4 separate regions of the Homo sapiens genome follow, and regions 1, 2 and 4 are each linked to region 3. Evidence: chromatin contacts called from ENCODE Hi-C or POLR2A ChIA-PET data. All regions are on one chromosome and are shown on one strand. Each heading gives the region's core, a stretch centred on a gene start or an enhancer-like site at or near the end of the contact. The rest is flanking DNA. Distances are from core to core; before and after follow the strand shown. Region 1 overlaps NMT1 (N-myristoyltransferase 1). Region 2 overlaps EFTUD2 (elongation factor Tu GTP binding domain containing 2). Region 3 holds the start of C1QL1 (complement C1q like 1). Region 4 holds the start of DCAKD (dephospho-CoA kinase domain containing).

What was found. Hi-C counts contacts between places; a loop is a spot of excess contacts on that map. ChIA-PET counts read pairs that join two places held with the same protein, here RNA polymerase II (POLR2A). Pooled maps may share reads with other maps.
Region 1: a loop to region 3 is called in a pooled map, with 2.3 times the contacts of the local background. The contact joins the enhancer-like site here to the promoter of C1QL1 in region 3. A Hi-C loop is called at or near these places in 2 of 168 maps with a recorded cell type or tissue (B cell and naive thymus-derived CD4-positive, alpha-beta T cell), 3 of 37 single-sample maps with no recorded cell type and 13 of 50 pooled maps. POLR2A ChIA-PET finds 5 or more read pairs at or near these places in 10 of 52 experiments (H1, HEK293, OCI-LY7 and 5 more).
Region 2: a loop to region 3 is called in a pooled map, with 2.0 times the contacts of the local background. The contact joins the enhancer-like site here to the promoter of C1QL1 in region 3. A Hi-C loop is called at or near these places in 1 of 50 pooled maps. POLR2A ChIA-PET finds 5 or more read pairs at or near these places in 5 of 52 experiments (AG04449, B cell, GM12878 and 2 more).
Region 4: a loop to region 3 is called in a map of mammary epithelial cell, with 2.5 times the contacts of the local background. The contact joins the promoter of DCAKD here to the promoter of C1QL1 in region 3. A Hi-C loop is called at or near these places in 5 of 168 maps with a recorded cell type or tissue (B cell, mammary epithelial cell, naive thymus-derived CD4-positive, alpha-beta T cell and 1 more), 6 of 37 single-sample maps with no recorded cell type and 16 of 50 pooled maps. POLR2A ChIA-PET finds 5 or more read pairs at or near these places in 16 of 52 experiments (A673, Caco-2, H1 and 9 more).

The regions. Positions count from the first base shown.
Region 1 is chr17:45,076,497-45,079,314 of GRCh38, reverse strand. The region is part of intron 1 of NMT1 (N-myristoyltransferase 1); the gene reads right to left. Among named protein-coding and RNA genes, the nearest start is that of NMT1, 17 kb to the right of the region's middle. Within about 2 kb of position 1,479, at least 3 of the 41 ENCODE cell types and tissues checked have a DNase peak (open chromatin) inside an H3K27ac peak, as active enhancers do; they include B cell, where a contact is called at or near this core.
Region 2 is chr17:44,864,024-44,867,155 of GRCh38, reverse strand. It overlaps EFTUD2 (elongation factor Tu GTP binding domain containing 2), which reads left to right. Exons shown (of 28, transcript NM_004247.4): 14 at 2,091-2,226. Among named protein-coding and RNA genes, the nearest start is that of HIGD1B, 18 kb to the right of the region's middle. RefSeq lists a silencer at 412-593. Within about 2 kb of position 1,840, at least 2 of the 41 ENCODE cell types and tissues checked have a DNase peak (open chromatin) inside an H3K27ac peak, as active enhancers do.
Region 3 is chr17:44,966,557-44,969,702 of GRCh38, reverse strand. It overlaps C1QL1 (complement C1q like 1), which reads left to right and starts at 1,400. Exons shown (of 2, transcript NM_006688.5): 1 at 1,400-2,251. The coding sequence starts at 1,655. RefSeq lists a silencer at 1,110-1,469.
Region 4 is chr17:45,050,300-45,053,085 of GRCh38, reverse strand. DCAKD (dephospho-CoA kinase domain containing) reads left to right here and starts at 1,454. Exons shown (of 5, transcript NM_001288655.2): 1 at 1,454-1,725. RefSeq lists a silencer at 1,314-1,813.

The sequences.
Region 1 (2,818 bases), core at 230-2,729, 110 kb before region 3:
CTGACCCACATGGTGAAACCCCGTCTCTACTAAAAATACAAAATTAGCCAGGCGTGGAGGCATGCGCCTGTAATCCCAGCTACTTGGGAGGCTGAGGCAGGAGAACTGCTTGAACCCGGGAGGCTGTGGTTGCAGTGAGCCAATATCATGCCATTGCACTCCAGCTCTGGGCGACAGAGCAAGACTCCATCTTGGGGAAAAAAAAAAAAAGAAAAAGAAAAGAAAAGAAAAAAAGAAAAGTCAAAATTAGGAGTCCAACCTGAGTACAGTGAATCCTAATCTGTAGAATCAGCTAAACACAGAGGTAATTTTAACTGTATATTTTAGACAATCAATTTTCAAATAATTGAAAGGTCCAGCATGGTGGGTCATGCCTGTAATCCCAACACTTTGGGAGGAAAAGGCAGGCGGATCACTTGAGCTCAGGAGTTTGAGACCAGCCTGGGCAACATGGCGAAACCCCGTCTCTAACACAAATCCAAAAATTAGCCAGGTGTGGTGGTGCACACTTGTAGTCCCAACTACTGGGGAGGCTGAGTTGAGAGGTTGGCTTGAAGCCTGGGAGGAGGAGCCTGCAGTGAGCTAAAATCGCACAACTATACTCCAGCCTGGGCAATACAGCCAGACACTGTCTCAAAACAAACAAACAAACAAACAAAAAAACACCAAAACCCCCAAGAATTAAAACAATATAAAATACAATTTTCCATTAACATTATGTTAAATACAATTTATAATTCAGAAAGACTTCAGGGTCTCAAAATGCCTCGGAGTTATTATGAATATTACTATCATCTCACAGACAGATACTGTGTATATATATATATACAGGGAGAAAGTGATCTGAAATCACATGCTGCCAATTCTCTTCACAGAATGTCTTCAGATTCTCCTATCTCTTCCTGTTCCTGGGAGGAATGCTCACATCCAGACTTCATGACCTTACCCTTGGACTTAAGTTACCTCCAGCCTTTTCTGGATCTCTTTGCCTTCACAATCTTTCTGCATCACCTGAACTCTATATAGCTGTGGGACTCACCTCTGTGAAAATGGCTTTCCATGTGTCCCCCCCATGCTTGAAATCCTAGAGTAACAGCGGCTTCTTAACTTGGAAGGTATCAAGCCCAATTTTTCCCTAGGCCTATCACCCTCATTTCCCACTTACGCTGTCCACTCTTGCCTCCCACAGCTTCCATCTGGCCGGGCCTCTCAGTGCCCCTGATGCAGAAAGACTGTGACAGGGAGAGATCCAGTTAAGTCTGAAGGTTCCTTTAGTCCAAGCATAAGGTCATGAAGTCTAGATGCAAGTACACCTACTTGGTATGATATTAATGAGACCCAGAAGGCATTAACATGGAAGGAAGACTGAGAACATTCAAAGGGGAAATAAGGTAACTTCCTTAAAACCAGATGCTCAGCAAAACCCCCAAGGCCATGGCAAACAACAGAAACCATAAAGTCATTTATGGCCTAAAGATAACTTCTTCTTCTTAGTAACTCAATTTTGTTATTGCACACAGGACCATCTGCAGCCTAGGACAACTCTGTGGTTTTCCTACTCCAGATATTTTCACTTCAGTCTCAGGATTACGTGAAGCATTATAAGATTTAAAAACTGGCTCATAGGCTGGGTGCGGTGGCTCACGCCTGTAATCTCAGCACTTTGGGAGGCCAAGGCAGGCGGATCACCTGAGGTCGGGAGTTCGAGACCAGCCTGACCAATAAGGAGAAACCCTGTCTCTACTAAAAATACAAAATTAGCCGGGCGTGGTGGCACATGCCTGTAATCCCAGCTACTCGGGAGGCTGAGGCAGGAGAATCACTTGAACCTGGGAGGTGAAGATTGTGGTAAGCCAAGATTGCACCACTATACTACAGCCTGGGTAAGAAGATCAAAACTCCATCTCAAAAAACAAACAAACAAGACCTGGCTGATATTAGGAGACAAAGCAGTGTCCCATTGTTGGATACAATTTATAATATAAATTCTTATTCATAACAGCTTATGGAACAAATTATCTGGTCCATAACCACAAATTAGCTGGTTCCATAACAGCTTATGGAACAAATTATGGTAATATGAATTACCATAAGAATAACTTTTTATAATTCTACAAAAGAAAGAATCAAAAAGGTAAGGTGAAGAACTGCTGTAGATTAACCAACTGGATACTTACTAAACATAATTTCACATGGGGAAAATAATTACTTCTTCCAACTTTAAAAGTCTTTACAAATATGCAAAATCACTGTAAAAACTACCTTCCTGCCTTTGTTCTTCCTATTTAGCGGAGATACTTCCATGTAGCTATCACCTCATGAACCCAATTTTTGTGGAAGGATCTTGGGCTGAACTCTTGTTCTGCTTTATGCATTGCCAATACAAGTATCTAGAAATCTCCAAGACCGAAACTAAAATCAGAGAGCAAATTTCATTTTCTTTATATTGGCTTGAATTTGTACAAGCAGCCAGTTACTGAGCAAAAATCCTGTTTCAACTTGTACATCAAGCACACGGCTGAAGAACACAGGGAAGTTGTTTTTTCTTTTCTTTTTTTTTTTTTGAGACAGAGTTTCACTCTTGTTGCCCAGGCTGGAGTGCAATGGCACGATCTCAGCTCACTGCAGCCTCCGCCTCCTAGGTTCAAGGGATTCTCCTGCCTCAGCTTCCCAAGTAGTTGGGATTATAAGCATGTGCCATCACACCCAGCTAATTTTTGTATTTTTAGTAGAGACAGGGTCTCACCAAGTTGGTCAGTCTGGTCTCAAACTCCTGACCTCAGGTGATTCACCTGCCTCAGCTTCCCAAAGTACTAGG
Region 2 (3,132 bases), core at 591-3,090, 100 kb after region 3:
GTCCTCCTGCTTATTCATATAAGTCAAAGTGTTTATTATAGCATTTTTAGAGATAGGGTCCCACTCTGTCGCCCAGGTGGGAGTGCAATAGCACGATCATAGCTCACTGCAGCTTCAAACTCCTAGGTTTGAGCAATCCTCCCACCTCAGCCTCCTGAGAAGCTGGGACTGCAGGTGCAAGCTACCATGCCTGGCTAACTTTTAAAAAATTTTGTGTAGAGACAGGGTCTTGCCATTATCCCCAAGCTGGTCTCAAACTTGTAGCCTCAAGTGATCCTCCTGCCTTGGCCTCCCAAAGTGCTGGGCTTACAGGCAGGAGTCCACCACCTCAGCTTATAGCATTGTTTGTAACATCAGGAAAAGGGAAAAAACTGGAAATAAGTTAAATGTTTGTCAGTTATGCTCATTAATCTGATTAAATGAGTGATGGTACATCCCATAAAATGAACCGCTTTGCAACCACTTAAAGTATGTCTGAGCTGGGCACAGTGGCTCAGGCCTGTAATCCAGACGCTTTGGGAGGCCAAGGCGGGAGGATCACTTGAGTCCAGGAGTTCAAGACCAGCCTGGGCAACATGGCAAGACCCCATTTCTACTAAAAATACAAAAATTAGCCAGGCGTGGTGGCTCATGCTTGTAATCCCAGCTACTCTTGAGGCAGAGGCTGCAGTGAGCTGAGATTGTGCCACTGCACTCCAGCCTGGGTGACAGAGCAAGACTCCGTCTCAAAAAAAATAAAATAAATCAACTGGGACTGGTGGTGTGCACTTGTGGTCCCAGCTACTCAGGAGGCTGAGGCCAGAGGATTGCTTGAACCCTGGTGGTCAAAGCTGCAGTGATCCATGATCACACACCACTGCATTCCAGCCTGAGTGATGGAGTGAGACCCTGTCTCAGAAAAAAACAAAACAAAGCATGTTCGTATGAACTTTGCTTTCTTAACTGTTTGCACAATATGTGATGCTTGTCAGATTGAAATCATTTGTCAGGAGATGGTAAGGATTTAATTAAGCATGTGGAATGCTGAGAAGCAAAGAATATAACGTGGCCGGATGTGGTTGCTCACGCCTGTAATTCCAGCACTTTGGGAGGTCCCAGTGGGCAGATCGCTTGAGATCAGGAGTTCAAGACCAGCTTGGACAACATGGCTAAACCCTTTATCTCCGCACAAAATAGAATTAGCTGTTGTAGTGGTGTGTGCCTGTGGTCCCAACTACTTGGGGGGCTGAGGCAGGAGGATCACTTGAGCCCAGGAGGTGGAGGTTGCAGTGAGCCGTGATCACACCACTGCACTCCAGGCTGGGTGACAGAGTGAGACCCTGTCTCTAAAAAAGGGAATATAGCATGACGTTTATATGAATTTGTACTCCCTAAAAGATGGGACTAAAAGGGTAAAAATTATAGGAATTTTCATACAGACCTTTCTCCCAAGGCAGTAATAAAATATGCAGGTATTTAATAAGCACAGTGGACACACACATACACAAAATGTGTGTGGCCATTCCGGTGGACAAAACAGCAAAACCTAGCAACAAGATAAAATAGCAATTAAAATTTATTAGTGCTGAAAAATACTTAGTATCTTATGTCAGACTGGAATGGATTAATAAAAAAAATTTATAGAGCCTGCCTCAGTAGAGACCTTGAGTCTACTGAGGGTGATTTAGCTTGGCCCTGCCCTGACAGGATCCACAGCAAGGTGACCTTTTTTGGTTCCTTCCAGTGCACAATGATCCTCTAAATCTGAGAAGTCTGTAAATAGACTTCTGTTTAATAGGTGAGGGAGTTTCTGAGTGGGAGGAGATGCTGCTTTTCAGACACCAGGGGGCAGCACTGGGAGTAATCAATCTGAGTGCTTGGTTTATTGGCTGGGATGGGGATGTAACCAAGTTGGCTTTGCCTGTGGTTTGAAGGGTAGGTAGCAGAGATGCCGCTGAAACCAAACTTTTGTCCTTGCCAAGAGCTTTGTCTCCATAGAAGAGAGCCTTGTGAAGGAGTTCTTCAGATATTTCTTTGGACTTCCCTTGTCTCCCTCTAGCACCATGCTCAGGCTCTCACTACAGCTGACATGGTGTCTTACACCCTCACAGGTTGTAGGTGACGTGGACACCAGCCTCCCACGGACCCTAGACGAGCTTGGCATCCACCTGACGAAGGAGGAGCTGAAGCTGAACATCCGCCCCTTGCTCAGGCTGGTCTGCAAAAAGTTCTTTGGCGAGTTCACAGGTAATAATGTGCTCGTGGCCCCTTAACTCTGTCATCCTCGTGCCCTGCCACAGGTATCACAGCAATTTTTTCTCACCCAGCGATGGAGGTCAGAAATCTGAGGATCTTTTCAACAAACCACAGATTCAGATGCAGAACACTGGTGTTTTTCCTAGCTGCTTTCCTTAGTGGATGATGGCACACATTCTATCTTGGGAACCAAAAGGAATTACATTTTCCTGCCAGGAGGAGTGTTCAAGTAAATGAGATGGGGAGGCAGGCTCTGTGGTTCTGGTATATTTTCCAGGGGGCAGCCGGGAAGGTGGATGCTTGGGTAGTGTGAAATAGTGCAAAAAGCACTAGGCTAGGACTTGGGAGACTTGGTTAGTTACACAGAAGGCACGTGATACAGCAGAAAGACACTGGACTGGTTGAAAAAACCACCTGAGTCTGTCTCGATCCTGCCCTGGCCATTCCATGAGATGACCCTGGGCCAGCCACCTAATTCTTCATGACTCTGATTTGTTATCTGTAAAATCAGGGAAGTGGAAAGGGTGATGGCTGAGGGTCTTCTCAGCAGTCTCTGATTCTAAGTCCGGTGGGAATTAGGTGTCTGGGCCCCCAAGGTGCGTAGTTTTAATAGCTTATTTTGGTCTGCCCATCAATCTGACACACCAGATACCATTGAAGGCACACAGGCCTATCCCAGTGTGCTCATGGGGGTTCCCTCTTATGTGGTTTATTAATGTGTTCAGAAAACGGGGTAACTTATTGAATAGAGATGCATGCAGTGTTTCTCAAGGGGAGTCAGGTTGGGAATTGTTTTAAGTAGATGTTAGATGGGGTGCTTATTTTGTTCCACGTAAATGCGTATAGCCAATAAAAGTTCATAGATCGATGTACTTTAAACTTTTTGTCAGCTGAGTT
Region 3 (3,146 bases), core at 151-2,650:
AGCGACCTCAACCTTGGGTAGGGAAGGCCAGGGAATCATTTTGCCCATGGTGAAGGGTCAACAGGGAGAGTGTGAGCCGGCGGGGGGTAGCTCTCGGGAGAGGAGAGGCTGGGATGTCATTCTTTAGCAGCCGGCCAGTCGCCTCCGAATGGCTGAATCCTCCCCGGTGGGCCGGATAAAGGAGGGCGAAGGAGGAGCGGTGGAGCAGCCCGACCTGGGCCTCAGATAATGTGACAAATATTTTGATGGAAGCAGACACGTTTCGGTTTATGCAACCTAAACACTTTGCTGCACTTGAGGAAGAGGAGAGCCTCCCACAGCCTGATGGGGAGAAGAGTTAGGGGGCGGCGGAGGAGGCTGGGGAGTGAGGGAGGAGGAGCTGAGGGGCTGGATGAGATCCACCCCTCATCCTGGAGGCTGGAAAAGGGGGTTACCCCTCAGGGACGTATTTGCATCTGTCAGCATGGAGAAATAACGTGGGGGTGCCCACCTTTTTAGGATCCCCTTTTCTCCCTGGTCTAGAGGCAGAAGTAAAGGGATTGAGCAGAGGGAGATGGAAGAAAAGGGCCCAGGAAAAAGCAGCCTGGCCACAGTTCGGTGAGGAAGGGGCAGAGGCGAGGAGGGGTTGGAAGCTCCTGCCCCACCTCGGGGGAGACGGGTCCCGGAACAGTCAGATCCAGAAAGGAGGAGGCGGCTGCCGTCTGGCTCCGCTGGGCCCCCGGACAGGCATTCATCCGATATCTGGATCTCCCAGACGGGTGGTCTGCGAGGCCTGAGTGCCAAATGGTCCCCTCCGTATCCTCTTCTTCGCTTCATAACCCCCTTTCTCATCCTACCTTCCAGCTCCCCGCTCCGTCCTCCCCTCAATCGCTCTTTGTCCCCTGCAGACCTGGGCGCTATCCCCTCGCTTCCGCCCCCTGCGGGTCTTGGCCCGTCGCGACCCCAGTCCCTCTGTTTTCCTGGTGACCGACCCTCGAAGCCTCTCCTCTCCCGATCCCCTCGGAGCTCTCTAGCTCTCCCTGTGGCCCTCTCTCCCTTTCGCATTTTGGTCCCTACTCTCCCCTTCCCTTGGAGCGCCTCTCGGGTCTCTCGGACCCCGGCCCCCACCCCATTTCCGAATCTCGGTCTCCGCGTACTCAGTCTCTTCTTTCCTCTCCCTGCTCCCGCCCGGGGTCTCCGCGGCCCCGCCCCCTTATGCCCCGCCCACCTCGAGGCGCCCGCGGCCCAATTAGGCGCCGGCCCCGCCCGCAGCCCCACCCCTAGAGAGCCCAGAGCCGCGCGGAGCTGGCGGGGCGGGGCCCGGCCGAGGGGGCGGTGGCCCGGCTCAAGGAGGCGGGAGGAGTCAGGCGGGAGGCTGCAGGCGGGAGGCGGGAGGCGGGAGGCGGCGGCCGCGGCGCTCAGTCCGGCAGCGCAGCAGGAGGGAGGCGCGAGGCAGGAGCCGGCGGCTGGGCTCCGCAGCGCAGCCAGCGCAGCGCGGCGCCCCGGGCCCGGCCCCATGCCCGCAGCCCCGCCGGACCGTCCTTGAGCGCGGGCGCCTAGCCCGCGCCCCCTGCCCGCCGGCACCATTGCCCCGACGGCGCGGCCGGGCGGCCCGGCGCTCCCCAGGCTCCGCGCGGGCCGAAAGACGCTGCTAGCGGCCGCCGCGGGTGTGGTGATGCTGCTGGTGCTGGTGGTGCTCATCCCCGTGCTGGTGAGCTCGGGCGGCCCGGAAGGCCACTATGAGATGCTGGGCACCTGCCGCATGGTGTGCGACCCCTACCCCGCGCGGGGCCCCGGCGCCGGCGCGCGGACCGACGGCGGCGACGCCCTGAGCGAGCAGAGCGGCGCGCCCCCGCCTTCCACGCTGGTGCAGGGCCCCCAGGGGAAGCCGGGCCGCACCGGCAAGCCCGGCCCTCCGGGGCCTCCCGGGGACCCAGGTCCTCCCGGCCCTGTGGGGCCGCCGGGGGAGAAGGGTGAGCCAGGCAAGCCGGGCCCTCCGGGGCTGCCGGGCGCGGGGGGCAGCGGCGCCATCAGCACTGCCACCTACACCACGGTGCCGCGCGTGGCCTTCTACGCCGGCCTCAAGAACCCCCACGAGGGTTACGAGGTACTCAAGTTTGACGACGTGGTCACCAACCTAGGCAACAACTACGACGCGGCCAGCGGCAAGTTTACGTGCAACATTCCCGGCACCTACTTTTTCACCTACCATGTCCTCATGCGCGGCGGCGACGGCACCAGTATGTGGGCAGACCTCTGCAAGAATGGCCAGGTGGGCCAGGCGGGGGCATGGGGCTGGGCTGGGCCCAGGGCACCCAGGGAGCCCGGGGCAAATGGGTACCTGATCGGAGTTGGCGGGGGCGCCAGGCGGACGCAGGTGGAGATCCCACCCCACAGCGGCCCCGCTTGGTCATCACGTGTGGGGATGGTCGGAGCCAGCGGACATCGCCGATCCTCAGTTCCTGGGTTCCCGCTCCAAGACAGACGCTGCTGGGCACCGTCTGGAACGCTACTGGAAATGCGGGAAATGAACCCAACTAGTCAGAGCGCAGGGCTCCCAGGTGCACGGACTTGCCCTTGGGGGCTTGCCCCTTGGGAAGTGGATTCGGGCCGACAGCAGTGGGCGATAAGGGGAGGGCAAGGATGGGCTCTGGCGTATGGAACAGGGAGAAGCAGCATCCGCGCCCGCGGGCGCCTAGGCGCGTGGCCATGGGCGCGAGCGGAGAAGGCTGGCTGCAGGAAATGTTTGGGGCACAAAGGCAAAGGGAGCCCGGTGCTTACAGCCCTGGCTGCAGTGCCTCCCCTGCCCTGGAGAAGGGACCATTGGGCGAATCTGACACCCTTTGCAAAATCCGGGAGTTGGGGAGCTGTTTCCCACTGTAGCAGAGCTTCCCCAAAAAGAAGGCAGTCTGGGGGGCGGGGGAGTTTTTCCTCCTGAGGCGGGGAGGGGGTGGGGGGTGGGGGGTGGTGGAAGAGATGGAAACTCCCCCTCCTCTTGGTCTCCCAGCTCCAGCCCCTCCTGACTCTGGAGTGTGTGGGGTCCTCTCCATTCTCCGTCCCCATCTCAGACGCTGCAGCTGGAAAGCACTGAGTGTGTCGGGGACTCTGGTACCGGGACTCGCATGTGCGTGTAGCTCTCCTTGGAATGGCCGACCCCAGGACCAGCC
Region 4 (2,786 bases), core at 205-2,704, 83 kb before region 3:
GTTCAAGCAATCCTCCTGCCTCAGCCTCCCGTGTAGCTGGGATTACAGGCATTCACCACCACGCCCGGCTAATTTTGTATTTTTAGTAGAGACGGGATTTTGCCATGTTGGCCAGGCTGGTCTCAAACTCCTGACCTCAGGTGATCCACCCGCCTTGGCCTCCCAAAGTGCTGGGATTACAGGCGTGAGCCACAGCGCCCGGCCTAGATGCTTTATTTTTTTTGAGGCAAGGTCTCGTTTTGTTGCCCAGGCTGGAGTGCAGTGGTACCATCATGGCTCTCTGCAGCCTTGACCTCCTGGGCTCAAGCCATCCTCCTGCCTCAGCCTCCCGAGTAAATGAGACCACACTGTCACCATGCCTGGCTAGTTTGTTTTTTGTTTTTTTTTTTTGTAGAGATCGGGGGTTAGTCTCACTCTTGTTTAGGCTGGTCTCGAACTCCTGGGCTCAAGTGATCCTCCCAAAGTGCTGAGATTACAGGTGTGAGCCACCGTGCCCGGCTTTTATGTATTCTTTCAACAACGCTGCACGGCTGCGATTATCCCCACTTTGAGAGGAGACAGGATGAGAGGCTGAGTGGCTTGCTAGGCTTGTATGGACAGGATGCGGGCTCTGCAATCACATGACTTTGTATGAGAGGGCAAATGGATTAACCGCTAAACATAGTTTCCTGTTGTGTAAAATGGGGATGATGATAGTATCCACCCTGCGGACTGTGCGGGCTGAGATAATCCCACAAAGTGCTCTTAGGACCTGGCAGGTGGAAAGTGCTCATGATCACCTCTGCCAAGGCTGCACAAGTAGCGAGTGGCCGAGCTTTATATCCGAAGTTAGGACCCTGCAGTTTTGCCCCTCTCCTCTCTCTCCCTCTCCTTCCCGGCTCCGGGGAAAGGAAAATTTATGGCTCCGGGTCGGGGGTTGCGGGGGACCTCTGTGCCGTGCTCCGGGGCCGAGCTCTCCCCGCCGGCCTCTCCCGCGTCCGTCCGGCCGCCCTCCCGCCCAACCTCTCCCGCCCAACCTCTCCCGCGTCCGCCCGCCCGCCCAACCTCTCCCGCGTCCGCCCGCCCGCCCAACCTCTCCCGCGTCCGCCCGCCCGCCCAACCTCTCCCGCGTCCGCCCGCCCGCCCAACCTCTCCCGCGTCCGCCCGCCCGCCCAACCTCTCCCGCGTCCGCCCGCCCGCCCAACCTCTCCCGCGTCCGCCCGCCCGCCCAACCTCTCCCGGCCCCGCCCGCCCGCCCGCCCAACCTCTCCCGGCCCCGCCCGCCCGCCCGCCCAACCTCTCCCGGCCCCGCCCGCCCGCCCGCCCAACCTCTCCCGGCCCCGCCCGCCCGCCCGCCCAACCTCTCCCGGCCCCGCCCGCCCACCCAACCTCTCCCGGCCCCGCCCGTCCAACCTCTCCCGGCCCCGCCTGCTGGCCGGACGTCCGGTCTGCAGGCGCGCGCTCCCGAGGTCCCGCCTCGCCCGCTGAGCCGGCCTGTAAGCGCTGCGGAGATTGGGCTAGAGGCGGAGGCCTGGGCCACGGCGGAGGCGCTGGGTACGTAGCGCGCCACGCGGGCCGGTGAGAGCCAGCCGGGCGCCGGGGAGGGGGCGGGCCCTGGCCGCGGCTGCTACGCGGGGCTGCCACCGCCCCGGGCGACCCAATTTCGCGGCCTAGTGGGGCGTACGGGCCTCTTTTGAAAGCCTGAGTTACGATGTATTGAGCGCGTCGTATGCGGCCAGCACTAAGGCAAGTGCTTTTATATCCACGGCCCATTGTCTTGACAGCAACCCTACCAAGCAACGTGTTATTTCCTCTGTTTTACGGCTGAGGACGCGCAGGAAGGTTTACAGCTAGAAAGGGCTGGAGATTGTGGATTCAAACTCAGGATCAGACCAAAGCCACTGCCCTTTAGAACTTTGCGGGCCGATTGATTCTTGAATCTAGCTTCTGCCACTTCAGTTGTGTGACCTTGGGGTATCTTTCCGATCCCAAGTTTGCTCATCTGAAAAATGGGAATAAAGCTACAGTATCTGTCCCATAGGGTGGGTATAAAGTGCTTTACTGTTGAGCTGAGTGATCATCTCCGATTTTCAGACCCCTCTCCTCCGCTTCCCTCTCCCCTGGGAGGCCAGTTAAGGTTTTAGTGAAGGCCCCCGGGACTGGGGCGGCGTGGATCTCACGCCCACCAACTAGTGAGGGAGGCCATCCGGCCACCCGTCTCTTCCTTCCCCAGCTCCGCAAAGGAGGCGTTGGCATTTCAGGTGTTTGCTTACAGAGTTTTCAAAGATTTTTCACTCTCCCTTAGTTGTGGGAAAATGATTCAACCTACCCAAGTGAACTTTGACATTAAGTCTCAATTCTAACGGTGAGGAAATGGAAGCCTTTGAATATGTTTTATGTCTTAAACGTGTTTGTTTTTGCAGGAGGGAGAGTGCTCATTTTACCTGAATAAATCAAGATTGAGTTGGTGTGGCACAGTGCTGGCATAGGCCTGGGGAAAGGGGTGAAATGCTAGAGATCTGGTAGATGGATAGAAAGTGGACAGACGGGTTCGGGTGGTTTTTGTCTCAGCAGGGCCCTAAATTCCCACCAAATCCTCCTCTGTCTGTCTTCACCAAGGTCTGAATCTGTCCCCTTGGTAAATAACGTTTAAATGGTCTCCGAGCCCCTCTTGGTGCCTGTACCTTAAGGAGAGAAGAAGAGGGCTGATAGCTGAAGGCAGGCAAGCCACGAACTTAGCTTTGTTTTGAAAATTACCCTCTGGGCCGGGCACGGTGGCTCACGCCTGTAATCCCAGCGCTTTGGTA